Regions from separate parts of the Mus musculus genome. Here region 1 is linked to region 2. A link is a loop called in an ENCODE intact Hi-C map of the cell type or tissue named here. Cell type or tissue: heart. All regions are shown on one strand. Links, peaks and the distances in the headings refer to the core of each region. The heading gives the core; the rest is flanking DNA.

Region 1 (4,553 bases), core at 257-4,256, 61 kb after region 2:
TCCTTGGAAGCCTACCAGGAGCTGTAGAAGGGAATTTTAATACATAATCCTTTGACTAGCCAGAGAAATCTTATTAAAACGTAAATGGACCATTTCACTCCCTCGTTTAAAATACCCAATAGCTTCAAGATGCGTTTCAGGATACAAAGCTGGTCTTGCCCCATACTGCCTTTCTGCTAGATTGTTTCTCATCCCCTCCCCCCACATACCCTAATGGCTGCAGATCCCAAGATCACTCCCTACCCTGCCCTTGTGAGGTCACCTCCACAGCAGTGACTAAGGCAGTCACTAACCTGTACAGGCACTCGTCTGTCTCCTGTAGATTGTTAGGTTCCATCTGCGCAGGCTCAGCCCGTGGCTGTTCTGTTCAGCACCAAGCGGCTTGGCCCGTGTTGGTTTCTTCATAGTTACTAAGTGAAAAACTAAATCTGTCTTCCTCCTAAAGTGAGGACACCCCCACCCCATCCCCATTTACAGAGTGCGGTGTGGAGCTGGGATAGGAAGGAGGGCTTTTGTCGGGCTCATGTGCAGGTTAACAACCGTGACACAGCTTACTAACATGGCGATGAAATCTAAGGATTTAAAGAAAGGAGCACCACACTGTCTGGCAGCCACATAGACGAAGCAAACTGTGAGGCTGCTGTTCCGCCATGGATGCTGTCAGGGAGTCTGGTACTTAAGGCTTTTGAAATACCCTTTCACTTTCCTTATTTGCATGCAGTGTTTGGACTAGCTGTAGGGAGGCAGGGGCAAGATTAAGACAGGCAGTATACATACACTCCCAGGGCAAAGAAGTCCAGCTTTCTTCAAACAGAGCCTAGCGTTCCTGTGTGGCTGAATGAATGAATGGCTTTTAGCTGGAAAAGAACCAGGTTTGAAAGGAACTAACCTCTGTCTAGAACTTGGGCAGCTGAGGCAGATCTGGGGTTTGAGGCCGACCTGGGATACAACATATCAAGACTGTCTCAAGAAGCAAATTAAGTAAGTCCGTGAAACAAAGTTAACTGTTTGATAATATAAGACACTGTGCCTTACCTGCCACCACACATCCTTTAACAGCAGAATACAGAATACTAATGTTACTGGCATCTTGCTTGTGGCTTTCCATATAGTGAATAGTGTAGATTGGTATTGGGGGGAAGGTGTTTGGATATGAAAGCTTAAGGCTCAATTGTCGGCAGGAGCGCTTCCTGCTAGACCTGTTCTGAAGGGCCTGGTCCAGTTCCAGTTCGTGCTTTCTCTATACCACTGTCTTTTCCTGGAGGAGCTGGCTTGCTAACTCTGATGCCTCCAAATGCTGAAGAATTCACTTCATGACCAGCACCATTTAGTTTATCTTCATGGCTTTCATGCCTGCTTCCCAGCCATAGCTGTGGGTCCCCCATGATGCCCCTAGCTGTAGCACGCCATACTCGGCCTCTTGTCATGGTGGGACTCTGTGGCAATGCCACACTTCTATGACACTGATTCAGCTCTTCAGCCAGGTCCCCATGCTTCCTGTGAGAGGGGGACAGTTTTAGTGGGAATTAACTCTTTAGCTTCGGCAGTCAGTGTCTGTTGAGTATAAACATGTTAATCATGTGTGCGGTTGTGGCACACGGGTGTAATTATCCTTCATGGCTCGCTCGGTAATTGGGCTTAGAGTGTGCAGCAGAACAATGAAGCCATTTTGCCCTGACTAATAGAGTTATAATATCAGAGCCTTGTCCATTTAAAAGTCCAAGGCACATTCGTTTGGAAATGTCTCCTGCTTTTTGGCTCATAATAAAGAATAGCTCATTATGGTAGAAGTCTAGAAAAATAACGAGTGTTTCTTACTCGAAAGTGGCATTTTCTCAGAAAGATAAATACTGTGTGTTGTCTTTCAGATGCTGGGTCAAGTAAAACAGGAACTCTTTAGAAAAGGGAGCACGAGGGAGGGAGTGGGAGACAGGAGGAGTGAATCAGGGAGTGGGGCGTGGGGTATGACAGAAGTACATGGTACCCATGGGTGAGAATGTCACCACAAAACCCATTGTTTTAGACAATGAATATACACTGGTTGAAAAGATGGACGGCCAGGCACGCTGGTGCAAATCTGTAGTACACCACTCTCAGGGCAGACATAGGAGAATCACTAAGTCTGAGGTCTACAGAGCAAACTCCATGCCCTAGAGATACATAGCAGACTCTGTCTTTAAAAAGAACCCCTGTCCCTGGCACATAATGTTATAGCCCACTGAGAAATAGAGGGGTGGCAGGCAACAGCCCAGATGTTTCTGTATGCAGATGTTTTGCTCTGCTGGACATCTTCAGCAAGGATTTCTTGGCTTTGGCACTACTGGCGTTTGGAGCCTAAAGGCTATCTTGGGAGAGGGGGCAAATATTCAATGCCACCTCAGGCCACCACTGAAGCATTCGCCTATTGTAGCGCTCCCTTGAGGTGTTGCCAGATGTCACCACGGAGAACAAAACTGAATTGAGAACCACTGCTGTCTGAGCTACTAGCTGGTGAGGCAGAGTCCGTTTCAGGTCTTCCCAAATCGAATATCATTTGGACGGAAAATGGCACTTGTTTATAAAGTTACAATTGATCAAGTAAATAATGCATTGAGTCTGGGTGAACTGATTTCTAACGTGCCTGTATCTCACTCACAAATGGAGAAGAGCCACAAGAACATTGCTACACTGCTGTTGAGGCCACAGATGGGCCTTTTTATGGGGTTTGGAGTTTTATAGGAGGTAAATCTACACATAAAGGCTAGCCTTATCGGTGTGATGATTCCGATTTCCCTCTGAGCTCATAGGGATCTGTCCTGGACTTGGGGAGCCTTCTCTAGTTGAGGCTGTCACGGTTTTTTGTGGTCAGCCCTAATTTCAGACCAGACTGACAGGGTAGAGATGAGAGGAAAAAGGACTCGATGACCTTTGATTTGCAGGTGTGAGGCCAGCTCAGGAAGGATGCTGGCCTAAGACCCTGCTGCAAACCACATTCAGTGAGCAGCGGAGTCTTCCAGACAGGGCTGCTGCCAAGGCTGCTGAGGACCCTCCACTCCTGCTAAGCCTCTTGTCTGTTTCTTTTTCCTATGTGTGCCATCTGCACTAGGCTGTGAGCCCAGTGAGAGTGGAGGTCTTGTTTCTTTCCTTTACATTGTATCCCCAGCTCCTACAACAGAGAGTGTTAAACAGTGAAGAGAATGGAGCATAGGTTTTGTTTGTTTGATTGTTTGCTTTAAAGATTTATTTATTTTATGTATGTGAGCACACTGTTGCTCTCTACAGACACACCAGGAGAAGGCATCGGATCCCATTACAGATGGTTGTGAGCCACCATGTGGTTGCTGGGAATTGAACTCAGAACTTTTGGAAGAGCAGCCAGTGCTCTTAACCCCTAAGCCATCTCTCCAACCCAGAAGGATAGGTTTTAATGCTTCTCAATATTGATTCTAAGTTGCACACATAAATACCTGTCTTCCCTGTTCTACACTTCCCAGTGGCTAGTAAGACTGTTGCTATTCTTGCAATAGCACATACCTTTAAACCCAGCACTTGAGAGGAAAGCAGAGTTCTCTGAGTTCAAGGGCACCCTGGCTCACACAGTCAATTCCAGGTCAGCCAGAGAGATACACCATAAGACTGTATTTTTAAAAAGAAAAGAAAACTCCCAAACCATTTTAATTGGTGCTCTGAATTCCATTTCTCTTTGCCAAGTTCAGTCCAGTACTTACGGACGTAATTGCGATAGCCTTAATTAGCCTTTATCCCCTAGTTGGTGGCTAAATACTACAAGGGGAAGGGGTAGGTTTCCCAGCTCTTGGTATAGAGCATCTTCTATACCATCCCCTGTCTCACCTATCCTGCCCCTACAGACATAGCCCTCCCCCACCTTTCACATCCCCTGCTCCCACAGACACAGTCCCACCCTCCTTTCCTTGGTATTCTTACCATCACTACCTCCCTGGTCTTCAGCTGCTCTTTTTGAGCATCCCATTCTGTTTTGGCCACTCCTCACGGATTATCTTCTGGCTTGTTGATCTCATACCTTTGTAACTAACTTCAACCCGTGCTGTGTTTGACATTCCTTTTTCCCCAGCTAGCCTAACACCTCATTTTATTTCCTATGAATTTTTCCTCCCACTCTTTCAACAGAATAGGGTCATTTTTCTGCATCCAATAACTTTTCATTAAAGGTTATACAAGGAGGACAGAGGGGTGCTGGGGTAGTCAGACTCCGCCAGTACTGCATTCCAAGCACTCAGAAAATTCTCGTAAACACCTATGCAGCTCTCCAGTTCCAGACCGGTTGGAAGCTGTTGCTCTCTTGAGTTCCACTGGCCAGTGGAGTTTGGGCTGTGCGAGAATGGACATAGTTCTGTTATTGCTTTTTTTTTTTTTTTTTTTTTTTTTTTTGGTTTTTGAGACAGGGTTTCTCTGTATAGCCCTGGCTGTCCTGGAACTCACTCTGTAGACCAGGCTGGCCTTGAACTCAGAGATCGCCTGCCTCTGCCTCCCAAGTGCAAGTGCTGGGATTAAAGGCGTGCACCACCCCTGCCTGGCTATATTTCTGTTATTCT
Region 2 (4,553 bases), core at 289-4,288:
TGGAATCAGCAGCCCCAGCTTACGGATCAGTAAAGAGCGGTATTTTGGGGGCCCTGGAGGGATGGCTGGCTCGCCCTGCAATACAGGGAGGGTGGGTTGAGACAGTTGGTCTGACTTCATGTCTGTGAACTGGCTGTCTTTGAGATTTGTCTTCATGGTCGATTGAGAGCCACAGGTAGAAATCAATTTTCATGGTCTTGCTGTCTATCTGGGGACCGCCACAAGCAAGAGGCTGGTATGTAGCGCTGCTGTTGACAGAGCTGATGTCTGTCTATAGGATCCCGAGGAAGGTAGCGATGGCGATCTCACAATTCATTGTCTTGTTGGATTGTTTCAAACTCTGTCCAGGGCTCACTTCCTCTACTCCTCAGGCCTGACTGACAATAGGTAAAAGTCACTCTGAGTGTCAGCTTGTCCTTGTCTCCATGTTCCAAGAGAAGGTGGCCAGACCTGGACATTGGGGTTTGGGTCTTCATTAAAGAGGTCATGCTATTAACCCCCAAAGTTCTGTTGGCTAGCACTGGCCTAGACCATAGCTTTCTACTAAGAACAGCAGACCAAGGAATTTCACTAAGTTGCAGACACCAACACCGTACCAAGCCCAGCTCTCTGGGCCAAGTTCTTCACTCACTCTGAGCCTTAGTTCCCAATTTCTAAAATTGCATGTCTGTCTGGACTCTGTTTCCCTCTAGACTCTGGATTCCATCCAGAGCATAGGTGGGAAGAGGCAGAGGCCTCAACTGCTAGTTACATTGGAATAAAAATCACAAGACCCTCTGTCAATCACACTTTCTGATGTGTCCTCACCAAACACTTGAATATCTAGATTTGGGTTCCCTGCATGGAAGCCAATTCCAGACAAGGTAGGTTTTCTGTCCCTTTTGGATACAGCATCCTCTCTTGTATAGGACGACATCAGAAGCTTGGAGGCTGATGCCCTGGCCTTCGAATGGCACTGTTCCCATTTTCCCAGGGTTTTTGATCATTCATCTTCCTAGGAATGTTTCCGTTCTAGTCAGCTCCAGGATCATGTGACCCTTCAGTGCTTGTATGCCTAAGCCTATAAAACACAATGTTCTGAAATAAAAAGCAGCTTCCATTGCGTAAGGAACACACCTGCTACCCTGAATACCTGCCTTCTCGACCCACCCACATCTCCCATCCCATCCTTTGCTGACAGGAACCCTTCAGCTATTTTATACTTCAGATGGTTCTGAAGAAAACAAACAGAACCAAGTGTAGGACTAAGAAGGTCATTTTTGAGACCTCTATAGTTTCTAATATCTCATTACTAGTGCTAAGGACTTAGGTGGTGGACCCCTCTCAGGTGTCAGTCATTACCTAAACACAGATTGTAGGCAGCTCAGTGGGTGTACACAAAGATATGGTGAAAAGCCAGCCTATGCCAGCCTGTGTGTTTTGAATCAGGGGTTTCAATGTTGTCGTCTTCTTCATGCCTGCTTCTGTAATCTTTTACTCTGTGCCTTTAGATAAGGCTTTATAGTAAAACAGAAACCTTTTCTATCAGCACTTGGTACTTGGGAACATGTGGGTACCTGTCGAGGAATGGACAAGTGTTGATTAAGACTGCATCTGTAGAGTGATAAGTGAAGACGGCCCTGGCCACTGAACAGGCTGCAGGAATTGAAGGCAGACATGCTAGGAAGCCATTCTGGAGTGAGTAGAAGCTAGGTCATTGCTTTGATGAGGACACTGGTCACAGGTCTGGCTTGTATGTCAGCAGACCTCCAATGGAGAGTGTATGAGTTGGAAGAGACGCCAGAGGTCAGGATTCCCATTGTCCGATGTGTGTGTTTGTACCATCAGGACCCCATTGGGAACACAGTATACACACAAGCATTTCCTGATGGCTTTCACTTGTACACATCAATTTTGATTAGGGAAAATTTCATGGTAGCTTAGAAGAACATATAAAATAAACCATGGAATCAGTGGAGGAAGATGCTGGGACCACAGGAAGAGGAAGTGAGAAGGCAGGACAGTGTGCATCGTGTGAGGAGTTGGGGGCATGCTGAAATGGACATCTGCTCTGCTTGCTGTTCAAGGGAAAGGAGGAAGTGGGACCTGATACTCAGTTAACAGGGCCCTTGAGGTTCAATGGGCACCAACTCAAGAAAACCACAGAAAGTTACCACACGAGAGGGCCATGCTACAGCAGGACACTCTGAGGACAGCTGGTGGCAGTCCCTGCTGGAGATGGACAGAGATGTCCAGTGCTTTATGGGAAAATGGAATTTGTGCACCCCACTGTGCTCATGTCTGAAGTTTGGCTAATTCTTGCACGGAGCAATCCACATTTCGACGGCTTTCTACTGTTCCCTCTCCTCAGTGTTCTGCATGTAATGCCTCAAAGGAGATTGAGATGGGGGAGGGGGGCTTAGCCTCTGGGAGTTGCTTTAGAGATATTCTTTGGGTCCTGGGTCTGTCTATTGCCTCTCCCACTGTTCACTAGGTGGCAGTATTAGCAGCCTTTTGAGGAATTCGATTGCATTGTGACTGATTTTTTTTTTTTTTTAAAGGCAGGAAAGCCACTTAAAACCTCATGCTTGAAAGAGTCCTCTTGCGCTTCCTCCTTCCTCCTTTGTTTCCTCCTGGGTGGGAAGAGTTGCTGCTGGGGCAGCTGCGGGCACCTCTGGATGGCACGGAGGTTTAGACATGGCTTTACAAGAAGCTACTCACTGTAGTGTGTTCCACCAGCTCAGGGCGAAGGCTACCATGTTCCCAGCCATGTCCCTTGCTGCTTTCTCTTTGAACTTTTAGACCAGGGCAGGAGTGATTGACAGTCAATTAGAATAATGCCAATGTTATTATAGTTAATCAATAAGATGTGAAAATTGCTTTATAGAAACGGATATTCAGGGCTGGAGAGATGGCTCCGTAGGTTTGATCGTTTTCTATCCTTGGGCTTGTGTGACTATTTCTCAGGCAGAAGTTGTTGCTAGAGGAAGAATATTTAAGAGGCTCTCAGTAAGCAGTTGGTTGATTTGGCTGTTAGTCTCTTTACTTCTCTGGCTGATCTGCATTGGGGCAGTTTTAATGCAAGCCTCTGAATACAGGTTAGGTCAGCACACTACATTAGGCCTATGACACCGGGAACATATTTTACCTACTCCCTTTGATGTCTAAAGACAGAAAACAGTGGCAGAGAAGACACCATCTGGCGCGTGACTGACTAAACACACACAAGGAAGGGAAGAGAAAATAGGGAACTCTGCCTCCGGGTCTAGGAAAAATTGGCCCACTGCTCTTCTTTGGATAGCAGTATGTAGCCAAGGCTAGACTTGAACCCCTAAGCTTCTGGCATCCACCTCCCAAGAGTTGGGATTATAGACAGGAGCCAATATGCCCAAGATTGGAAGGGGAGCCAGACTGCCGTGTGAGTGGATGCCTCAGACAAGCCTGGTCAGGCCGAACAGCCCACAGAGAGGCTCACATTGGAGGCCAGCAGGAGCTCCTTTGTAAGCCTGATTCCAGAGTTGCCTCCTCACCCAGCAACAGCACAGCACCACACCCTGACTGACGCTGAAAGAAATGTTGTTTAACGCAACCATATATTGGGCAATAAGGAGGACCTTCTCAGGTCTAAGTAAATTTAGAACTTGTTCGGATTAACAATACCTTTTCTCCCCTGCTTTGAGCCAGGGTCTCTCTCCTGCAGCTCAGATTGGCTCAGTCTCAGTATGTAGCCAAGGCTGGACCCCTCAAGGTCTCTTGCATCCACCTCCTGAGTGTTGGGATTATGGGCAGGAGCCAACATGACCGGCTGTGGGTTTTCACTCCTAGACTTTTCATTTTCATCTAATCCCCAGAGTGCTCTCATTGTCAGGTAACCCACAGGGACTCAGGGAAGCCTTTGGTAACGAGCCAGTGGTTTCTTTGGATGTAGTTAATGTTAAGTCATTTCTGGAGCAACTTGAATTAACCTTGGTGGATCCTGTGCTGGTTGTTAAAGTAGGCATTTAACTGTTAAGTTACTATCAGGCTGTGTAACTCAGATCTTTATGTTAGTTTACAAACCCTTTGTCACTTCTCATAGCTGGCATTTCATCTAAGTGTGATTTAGCTTCATGTTTTATAAAGGAATACTCTTTATTTATATTTTCTTAATACCAAATGTCACCATGGGAACTTTACGGTATATAAGCCATCTTTAAGGACTGTGCCCATTCCCTTATCAAGTTTATATTCTACAGGTAACACTTGATAAATGAAACCCAAAAGCTAAGAGAGGTGGGGAGGCATGGCCAGCATCTAGTGTTCTGGTTTTCATTTCCTTTATTTTCTCAAAAATGCCCGCTCTTATTACAGGAGTTTATCTGAGGGGTTTATTCCTATCCACCCATTTACTTAACCTACCTACCCATCCATCCATTCATCCATCCATCCATCCATCCATCCATCCATCCATCCATCTCTCCACCCCAGTTTATCAGTTCCCCATGTTGGAAACACCTAATATTAATCGATATAGTAATTATGCCACACGTACCGCAAGTTTAGTGCCTTTGAAAAGGCAGCAGCAGTGTCTGCCT

The links. Peaks named below come from ENCODE experiments on the same cell type or tissue, not always from the same donor. Only the 100,000 strongest peaks of a DNase experiment are listed, where the experiment ranks them.
Region 1: a loop joins it to region 2, with 2.5 times the contacts of the local background. A loop is called at or near these places in 1 of 42 quality-filtered maps.

What each region holds. Positions count from the first base shown.
Region 1 is chr19:25,400,109-25,404,661 of GRCm38, forward strand. All of the region lies in intron 4 of Kank1 (KN motif and ankyrin repeat domains 1), which reads left to right. Gm52392 (a long non-coding RNA gene) reads right to left here and starts at 729. Exons shown (of 3, transcript XR_003952906.1): 1 at 294-729; 2 at 1-21. In heart, for the core only: no CTCF peak of the experiment used is centred there; no DNase peak of the experiment used is centred there; H3K4me3 peaks cover 273 bases; H3K27ac peaks cover 2,004 bases.
Region 2 is chr19:25,338,748-25,343,300 of GRCm38, forward strand. The region is part of intron 3 of Kank1 (KN motif and ankyrin repeat domains 1); the gene reads left to right. Among named protein-coding and RNA genes, the nearest start is that of Gm52392, 60 kb to the right of the region's middle. In heart, for the core only: a CTCF peak has its summit at 2,474 (motif pointing right); no DNase peak of the experiment used is centred there; H3K27ac peaks cover 1,624 bases.